Regions from separate parts of the Homo sapiens genome. Here region 1 is linked to region 2. A link is an interaction called in ENCODE POLR2A ChIA-PET data of the cell type or tissue named here. Cell type or tissue: HepG2. All regions are shown on one strand. Region 1 has its middle 27 kb from the start of MIR1538. Region 2 overlaps ST3GAL2 (ST3 beta-galactoside alpha-2,3-sialyltransferase 2).

What was found. Peaks named below come from ENCODE experiments on the same cell type or tissue, not always from the same donor. Only the 100,000 strongest peaks of a DNase experiment are listed, where the experiment ranks them.
Region 1: POLR2A ChIA-PET joins it to region 2 with 8 read pairs; 2 of 35 experiments call an interaction of 5 or more read pairs at or near these places.

What each region holds. Positions count from the first base shown.
Region 1 is chr16:69,536,703-69,541,702 of GRCh38, forward strand. No RefSeq gene overlaps it. Among named protein-coding and RNA genes, the nearest start is that of MIR1538, 27 kb to the right of the region's middle. In HepG2, no CTCF peak of the experiment used is centred here; no DNase peak of the experiment used is centred here; H3K27me3 peaks cover 577 bases.
Region 2 is chr16:70,426,166-70,431,165 of GRCh38, forward strand. All of the region lies in intron 1 of ST3GAL2 (ST3 beta-galactoside alpha-2,3-sialyltransferase 2), which reads right to left. It overlaps LOC124903707 (a long non-coding RNA gene), which reads left to right. Exons shown (of 3, transcript XR_007065103.1): 3 at 708-745. Among named protein-coding and RNA genes, the nearest start is that of ST3GAL2, 10 kb to the right of the region's middle. RefSeq lists enhancers at 1,703-2,394, 1,972-2,231, 2,395-3,084, 3,202-3,291, 4,469-5,000 and 1 more. In HepG2, no CTCF peak of the experiment used is centred here; DNase peaks (open chromatin) are centred at 2,266 and 4,940; H3K4me3 peaks cover 1,166 bases.

The DNA of each region.
Region 1 (5,000 bases), 890 kb before region 2:
CACCATGCCCAGGCAGCTGTACACTTTTGAGCCAGATACTTCCTCTCTCTGGACCATAGTCTCCTCATCTATAAAAGAAGTGGGTACTGCCAGACGCGGTGGCTCACGCCTGTAATCCCAGCACTTTGGGAAGTCGAGGCGGGCAGATCACGAGGTCATGAAATCCAGACCATCCTGACTAACATGATGAAAATACACTAAAAATACAAAAAATTAGCCAGGCATGGTGGCATACGCCTGTAGTCCCAGCTACTAGGGAGGCTGAGGCAGGAGAATCACTTGAACCTGGGAGACAGAGGTTCCAGTGAGCTGAGATCGTGCCACTGCACTCCAGCCTGGGTGACAGAGCGAGACTCCGTCAAAAAAAAAAAAAAAAGTGGGTAGGGCAAGAGATCATTAAGCTCCCTCTCTCACAGTCCAGGCCCACTGATTTTCGGGGGAGACAAAATGAGGAAGTCACAGTAGGATGCAAAGTCATTTAAAACAGAATTCTCAAAACATTAAAATAGATGCCCTAGCTCCAAGGAGTCCCTTTTGGCCTCATTAAGGAACAGTTAAAGATCTGATCACATCTTTGAACTGGGGACTCCTGAATCCCGTGACCACTGAGAATGAAGACATTTGCTCATCTCACATGTCTTTTCCATTTCTCTCTACTAGGATTTATTGTGTTGTAAAAGGCTTGGTGCGAGGCAGAGGGAGAGTTTATCCAAATCCTTTGAGAAATCAGAGAATGTGGTAAATCCTGATTCTCATTTTGCTCTATTGTTTATGACCTCCAGATCTCTGGTGAGGAAGACAGGATCTACAGCTGGTCTCCATTTCTTACTAGCTGGTTTAGTCTTAAGTTCATGGCCGCTTGCCCAGGCTGTGCCAGCTGAGTGTGCTTTAGATAGCAGCATCTGAAATGGATAATTATGCATCAAAGCCAGCCTACCTTACCTCTCCTAAAGGAACCTGATGTCTCACTTCCTTTCTCCAAGATCATGGCATACACCTGTTTATACAGAATTGTGTCCATTGCAGGCAAGTTCTGTCCATGTTTGGCTAAAAGAGGAGGCAATGTCGTCACATCCCCAGGGAAGCTTTTCTCATCTACCCCTTAAAGATTAGGTCAGGCCCCTTGTTAAAGCTTTCAAAGAATCCCACACATCCCTATCACAGCAGTCAGCACACTTGTCATCATTTAAATAATTTGTTATAATTTGATTAATGTCCGTATTTCCTTGTGGTTCTCAATAGGGACAATTTTGTCCCCAGGGAACATTTGCAATGTCTAAAGATATCTTTGGTTGTCACAACTGGAGGGAGGCAGGATGGAGGGATGTTTTTGGCATTTAGTGGATAGAGATCAGGGATTCTGCTAAACATTTTAAAATGTACAAGACTAGGCCAGGCACAGTGGCTCATGCCTATAATCCCAGCACTTTGGGAGGCCGAGGTGGGTGGATCACCTGAGGCCAGGAGTTTGAGACCAGCCTGGCCAACAAGGTAAAACCCCACCTCTACTAAAAATACGGAAATCAGCCAGGCATGGTGGCATGAACCTGTAATCCCAGCTACTCAGGAGACTGAGGCAGAAGAACTGCTTAAACCTGGGAGACACAGGTGGCAGTGAGCCGAAATGGTGCCATTGCACTCCAGCCTGGGCGACAAGACAGAAACTCCGTCTCCAAAAAAAAAAAAAAAAGAAAAAGAAAGAAAAGATAGAATGTATAAGACAGCCCCCAGAAGAAAGAATGAGCCATCCAAGATGTCCACAGTGTTGAGAAACCCTACTGCAGATTGTGCATTCCACAAGAAGAGGGATTATATCTTTTTGTTTGCCACTGAACCCAGTCCTCACACAGAGTCTGTGACGGAAAAGGTATTTGGTGCGTAGATGATGACTGACACCTGCCTATTCTGTCCTCTGGGCCTGGGATAGCATCAGATTACATTTTGTTTCCCAAGGGCTGAAACCATTTTACATATAGTAAGCAAATGATTCCAAATGAATGAATACTTTGTAAATGAATGAACGAATGAGTCCATCCATCCATTCATTCATCCATCCATTCATCCATCCATTCATCCATGACCCAAATGGGCCCTCATGCCAAGAATACATCAATAGTAGTCGTCTGACACCAGCTTTGGTTTTACCACTACCCAGCTAAGTGATCTTATGAATTTGGCATGTATTTGTCTAGATCAGCATTGTCCAGTAGAACATCCTACAATTATGGAAATGTTATATATCTGTGTAGTCCAAAACAGAAGCCACTAGCCATAGTTACTAATGGACTCTCAAAATATGGCTAGTGTGACTAATTCATTTAATTTAAATAGCCACATGTGGCTAGTAGCTACTGTATTAGCACAGGTCTAGACCTTTTAGAAGATTTTTACATTCAAGATCATATTACATATATTATACCCATGTAAAATAGTTTTGTTGCATGAGTTTTTATACAAATATATGTTTCACAGGTTCTGTAACTTGGCTGTTTCACTCATTCTGCTTTCGACATCTGTCCTGTTAGATCTAGCTCATTTCTTTTATCTACTGCATAGTGCTTTGTGGTATGACTATTTTATGTTTTGGTAGCCATTCTCCTACTGATGGATATTTTGGCTGTTTCAGGTTTTTTTTGTTGTTGTTGTTACAAACAATGCTGCAATGAACATCTCTGTATTGTCTCCTTAGAGGTCTTAGTCCATTTTCTGTTGCTATAACAGGATATCACAGTCTGGGTAATTTATAAAGAAAAAAACTATTTAGCTTACAGTTCTGGAGGCTGGGAAGTTTAAGAGCATGGCTCTAGCCTCTGGTGATGCCTTCTTGCTTCTTCATAACATGGTAGAGGGCATCACATGGCAAGAAGAGAAGAGTGTGTGTGTGTGCTCAGATCTTTCTTCCTCTTCTTTTTTTTTTTTTGAGACAGAGTCTCGCCCTGTCACCCAGGCTGGAGTGCAGTGGCGCAATCTTGGCTCACTGCAAGCTCTGCCCACTGAGTTCATGCCATTCTCCTGCCTCAGCCTCTTGAGTAGCTGGGAATACAGGCACCTGCCACTACGCCCAGCTAATTTTTTGTATGTTTAGTAGAGACGGGGTTTCACCATGTTAGCCAGGATGGTTTTGATCTCCTGACCTCATGATCCACCCGCCTTTGCCTCCCAAAGTCCTGGGGTTACAGGCGGTGTGAGCCACCGTGCCCGGCCTCTTCCTCTTCTTATAAAACCACCAGTCCCACTCTGGGGACCCCACCAAGATAATCTTATCTAATCTTAACTACCTCACTAAAGCCCCAATCAACATGCAAATTTGGATTAAATTTTGAACACCTGAAATTTGGGGGACACAGTCAAACCATAGCATTAGGCTCCTCCTTGTTAGCTCTTAAGAGGGAAATTACATCACAGTATATGCATAAGTGTAATTTTATTAGTTCTGCCAGGAGAGTGCCATAATTTGTAAAACAAGGATTCAGTGATTTCTAAGGTTTCTTCCTCCAGCATAAAACCCAATTCTTCTGGAACAATAGAGGTGAGAGACTGACTTTAAACTTTTGGCAATCATCTAGTCTATGCTGTGCTCAGTCAGATGCAATGGAAACAGATAATATCCAGGGTCATATGTTCCCAGTTGTCCCCTCTCTGGGTCCCTGGGAAGAGAAAGCTCTATAAAACATCAGATCAAATTTTCTTTTAATCCTCTAAGTAATAAAGTGGATAAAAGTTTCTGGCAGTGGAAAACTCCAATTATTTAATTACATTAAAATAAATCTGTCACTAAACTTGGAAACCCAAGCTTTGCTTGCCCAGATAGCAAAAAAGTAAAAAGGTTTCCATGCTGCACAGTTTTTCTAACTTCCCCCATGTGGTTGTGACTTAGAGTCATTTTACCCATTCACACCTGCTGTTACCCAGTTGTTAATATCAATGCAATTAATAATAATTGTAAGAGAAACTATCTAATTCCAGCAAATACCTCATTTCTACTAGTTTGAATGTGTCAGTTGTCTTGGGGCAGGAACCACAATTCAGTATTTTAGAATATACACATATGCAGGCAAATATATATTCTACTCTTTAGAAATTAAGTTTACAATAGACCTTGATATTTTGTCCATTACTCATGTTCACATGATTTAAATCTTAGGAGAGGGCTTTAATCCACTTATCTGGGTGGGGAAATATTGTTAGAAAAATGTGGGCTTGGCTGGGTGCTGTGGCTCTTGCCTGTAACCCCAGCACTTTGGGAGGCCGAGGTGGGCGGATCACTTGAGGCCAGGAGTTCGAGACCAGCCTGGCCAACATGGCGAAACCCCATCTCTACTAAAAATACAAAAATTAGCCAGGCATGGTGGCACGTGCCTGTAATCCTAGCTACTCGGGAGGCTGAGGTGAGATAACTGCTTAAACCTGGGAGGTGGAGATTGCAGTGAGTCGAGATCATGCCACTGCACTCCAGCCTGGGCGACAGAGCGAGACTCTGACTCAAAAAAAAAAAAAAAAAAAGAATAAAAAAAAATGTGGGCTTTTCTATCACCTATTTAATTGCAGATACTTGTTACTGAGTGTTGATTCTATACTGACATTAACTAACCTCCAGGTATTAGGATTAAGTTTGCTAAAAACAAAACTTCCGAACAAAACAGAAAGATCTAGTGTTTTCCCTCCCATTACAGATTTGCTTATTATGAAAACTTTGGAAATTATAGAAAAGCAGAAGGAAGAATAAAAGGATGATCACTATTACTATTTTGGTGTAGTTCCTTCCCATTTTTTCTTCTTCTTCGTCTTCATCTCCATCTCTGTCTCCTCCTCCTCCTTCTCCTTCTTCTCTTTTTTTTTTTTTTTTTGAGACAGTTTTGCTCTGTTGTTCAGGCTGGAGTAATCACTGCTCATTGCAGCCTCCACCTCCTGGGCTCAAGTGATCCTCCCACCTCAGCCTCCTGAGTAGCTGGGACTACAGGAGTGTGCCACCATGCCTAGCATGAAAATAATTTTTTTTT
Region 2 (5,000 bases):
TATGGGGGCCAAAGCCTTTTTTTTTTTTTTTTTTTTTTTTGTTTTTGAGACTGAATCTCACTCTGTCGCCCAGGCTGGAGTGCAGTGGCGCGATCTCGGCTCACTGCAACCTCCGCCTCCCAGGTTCAAGCGATTCTCCTGCCTCAGCCTCCCGAGTAGCTGGGACCACAGGTGAGGTGAATGCCACCACACCCAGCTAATTCTTTATATTTTTCGTAGACACGGGGTTTCACCAGATTGGCCAGGCTGGTCTTGAACTCCTGACCTCAGGCAATCCGCCTGCCTCGGCCTCCCAAAGTGCTGGGATTACAGGTGTGAGCCACCACACCCGGCCCTCAGAAGTGTTTTTCTTTTTTTTTTTTTGAGACAGAGTTTCACTCTTGTTGCCTAGACTGGAGTGCAATGGCGCAATCTCGGCTCACCACAACCTCTGCCTCCCGGGTTCAAGCGATTCTCCTGCCTCAGCCTCCTGAGTAGCTGGGATTACAGGCATGCACCACCATCCCGGCTAATTTTGTATTTTTAGTAGAGACGGGGTTTCTCCATGTTGGTCAGGCTGGTCTTGAACTCCCAACCTCAGGTGATCCACCCACCTCGGCCTCCCAAAGTGTTGGAATTATAGGCGTGAGCCACCGCGCCTGGCCCAAAAGTGTATTTCAACCTTTAAGAATTATCTCTGGATTTTCTCTCTTTCTTTTTTGACAAAGGGTCTCGCTCTGTCGCTCAGGCTGGAGTGCAGTGGCGCAAAAATGGTTCACTGCAGTCTTGACCTCCCAGGCTCCAGCAATCCTCCCACCTCAGCCTCCCGAGTAGCCGGGACCACAGGTATGTACCACCATTCCCAGCTACTTTTTAAAATACTTTTTACCGACATGGTCTCCCTATGTTTCCCAGGCTGGTCTCGAACTCCTGGGCTTAGGCAATCCTCTTACCTCAGCATCCCAAAGTGCTGAGATTACAGACACAAGCCACCATACCTGAGCATCTCTGGCTTTTCAAATGGTGACAGTCACGCCCCTGAACACCAGACCCATCTATCCCACTAATTTCTGGATGCTATCCTTTAGACAGTATACCTTAGTAGAGGTATCCAAAAAGTATCTCAAACTCAACTTGCCCCAAACCAAACCCATGCATAATCCAAGCCCCTCAAGCCCCTCAAACCCAGTCTTCTTTTTTTTTTTTTTTTTTGAGACTGAATCTCACTCTGTCGCCCAGGCTGGAGTGCAGTGGTGCGATCTCGGCTCACTGCAACCTCCACCTCCTGGGTTCAAGCCATTCTCCTGCCTCAGCCTCCCAAGTAGCTGGGACTACAGGCCCCCGCCACCATGCCTGGCTAATTTTTGTATTTTTAGTAGAGATGGGGTTTCACCGTGTTAGCCAGGATGGTCTCGATCTCCTGACCTCGTGATCCGCCCGCCTCAGCCTCCCAAAGTGCTGGGATTACAGGCGTGAGCCACTGCGCCTGGCCAAACCCAGTATTCTTTCTGTATTCCCAATTTCTGGGAAAGGAACCCCCATCCATCTAAGCCTGAAATGTAAGAGTCATATGTGAGCCCTCCTTCCTCAACCTCTCACAGCCAATCTATTACAAATCTCAACTAATTTTTACCACTGAAATGTCTCTCAGATCTATTTCTCGCTCTGTCTACAACCATCACTCCATCCAAGGAAATGTCATTCTTCACCTCCAGCAGTCCTAACCACTTAAGCCCCAGATCTACTAAACGGACCCCCTTCAACTCCTTCTTCATAGGGTAGCCAAAGTGGTCTTCACATAAGCAAATCTCATTAGATCCCCATCTCTAATTCCTCTCATCACAACAGCCAGACCTCCCAATGCTCTGGGGTAAAGGCGGAACTCCCCAAAGGCCCCAGGTCTGGCTGGCTGGGCTGCAGGATAACCCTGACACCAAAATGGAACGGAAAGGTCTGGAAGTCACTGCTCTGTCCACAGCCCTGGCACCACTCCTGGGGAGGCTTCAAACTCCTGAGTCAGGCTCAGAATGAGCTCAGTCTTGCCAGGTTTGTCCCCTCCCCCAGTGCACAGCTGACCGCAGATGGGAAAGGGAGCTGGTGGCCAGGCAGGGGAAACCCAGCTGGGCCGAAGCCAGGGGCTGTGTATTTCAGGAGGAGGTGACAGAGCGGCAGCAGCACCAACTCAACTGTCAGTATCTGTGGGGCCAGCTAAGAGAAGGCAGCTATCTGGGATTACAAAACTCAAGGAGTCTATCTCTTCCCTCTTATCAGACTGACCTTTGGCAGCCTTGCAGCCTGTGAACAAACTGCCATTAACAACCCCTCCCCCGCTTCCTGTAAGCACAATTCTTTGTGACCAGCCCAGGACAGCCAGAGGCTGCCAGAAAGCCTGCCCCTTCCTCCCTGCTAGGGTGGGGCTTGGGGCCCATCTCTCCCCAGACCCCTCTATCCTATCCCTCCCTCTTGGACACAATCCAGGAAACCTTATGCTCTGCTCAAACTGGACTTCTCAAGGTCCCCACACGTCCCCTGCCTTCTCAGTTCAGGCCTTTGTATCTTGGTATGTGTGGCCTTTTCCTCACTACCTTCCTCCTCTTCTCTACAGTGAGATCCTACCCAGCCCCTTCCAAGCGGGTTCTCAACTCCTCACAGATCTGCCACGTGGCTGTGCGGCTGACCCAGCGCCTCCCAGATCAGTCTGATTCCACCTCCCACCCTGGCTTTGGGGAAAAACCTGGCTAGAGCAGAGCACAGGATGTAAAAGGGTGGGGGAGAACTTGGCAAATAAAAAAATGGGAATCCTATTAACAGTCACCCCAGGGCCTAAATGGTGGCCAGAGTAAGAAGGGAGGAAAGAGACCAGATGGAGTTTTCTGCCTGAATCCAGGACAGAGCAGGAGTTGGAAGTGGGGGTGAGGAACTACTGGATGCAGGGGAACTGAGCACAGCCCCCTCAGCTGCAGGAGCCTGAGTTGTCCAGGGAGATGCCAGAGCAGGCTGGCTGCTGCTTAACGCATCCAAACAGGTTAGGAGAAAGTTCAAGCCAATTCCCACAGACATCTGGCCCTTATGATGGCCTCCTGGGCCCCCAGTACTACCTCCCCACTCAGGCTGTGGCGGGCTTCTGTCAATCAGGTTGACCAGATGGCTGAAGAATGAATCCCTGAGGCCGGGTAAGGTGGCTCAAGCCTGTAATCCCAGCACTTTGGGAGGCTGAGGTGGGCAGATCACGAGGTCAGGAGATCGAGACCATCCTGGCTAACACGGTGAAACACCGTCTCTACTAAAAATACAAAAAATTAGCCGGGCGTAGTGGCAGATGCCTGTAGTCCCAGCTAGCAGGCTGAGGCAGGAGAATGGCATGAACCCGGGAGGCGGAGCTTGCAGTGAGCCGAGATCGCGCCACTGCACTCCAGCCTGGGCAACAGAGCAAGACTCTGTCTCAAAAAAAAAAAAAAAAAAAAGAGTGAATCCCTGAGCAGGGCTTTAAATTCTTTTTTTTTTTTTTTTTTTTGAGACAGAGTTTCGCTCTTATTGCCCAGGCTGGAGTGAAATGGGGTGATCACGGCTCACTGTAACCTCCACCTCCCAGGTTCAAGTGATTCTCCTGCCTCAGCCTCCCCAGTAGCTGGGATTACAGGCGCCCTCCACCACACCCGGCTAATTTTTTGTATTGTTAGTAGAGATAGGGTTTTGCCATATTGGCCAGGCTGGTCTTGAACTCCTGACCTCAGGTGATCTGCCCGCCTTGGCCTCCCAGGCTTAGAGAGGGGTAATGACTTGCCCCGGGTCACACAGCACCAAAACCCTGTGGGTAGCTAAGGCAGCAAGAATCCTATATGCATTCAACCAGACCAAGCCCTAGACTGTGAAAATCAGCTGCACCCTCATGCCCCCTGAGAATAACAAGCTGCTTTCCCTTGAGGACAGCCAAACAGACCTGCCCTGATGCTCCTGGGCCCTCGGCCAGCCCAGGCCTCCACCTGGGCCTCTGGGCTGCCAACAGAGGGCCAGCAGGCCTCACTTTGTCTGCACAGCATTAGTGGCAGGGTATGCCCAGGGATCCAGGCTGGGCAGGAACTGCCAGGACTGGCAGCATGGGTGGAAGACAATGCCCTCTAAAATACCTCAGCCAGGTCTGAAGGGGCTGAGGTATGCAGACAGCTGGGCACTGCCACTTGAGATGAAAACTCACACTCATTCTAGAAGCCTACCCACTGTTGCTTTAAGGACAAGAGTAAATTGCTTTTCAGGCACTGAGGAAAATCCTTCATCAAACAGCCACCACTGTGATCTTGGGCTGCACCTCCTTGACACAAACTATTGACCTGCTTCCCATGCCACAGCCTCTTCCCGTCTAAGGAAGTACCAGTGTTGGCCCCCTTCACGAGGGGAGCCTGAATGGGATCCCCATTCCTCTCCTCACCATCTCCTCCTACCCATGGACCTGGGGTCTCCCCTGAGCCATGCTGGAGGCCCCAGAAACCAGCCAAACACTAAACAGGCCTGGATCCAGGGAAATACTAAGCCCTTTGGGACAGGAAGGAGCAGAGAGAGGGCCAGGCCCCAGAAACTCCCTTGTGGTCTGGCAACCCGAACCCAGGACTCACACTGCTCCCTAGAGCACCCAAGAGAGGTGGGAACCGAGGAGGCCGGGGTTCTCTCCTCTCCCTTTACTTTCCCACACAGCCTCATTCCCTTTGGTTGCTGCCATCTTTTCTTGTGTAGCCTAGGGACTCCACACAGGCCCACAGAAACTTTCACTTCCCCCTGAAACTCAGGTTCCAATTCACTGCCTGCATCAAATCGCTGGTGCTTTGTGTTTAACTGAACTTGGGTAGGAACAAAGGTTGGGGAAACCTGACTTACAGGGCAGGGGAGATTCCATATTCTACTAATGTCCCTTGCAAACAAAAAGGAAGCCTGCAAAGAAGACAGGAAGGAGGGGGCGTGGGGGAGGCAGGCAGCAGGGGGTGGAGAGGTGGGGGTGGCAGGGCGGGGCAATCTCCTGACGTGTGCCT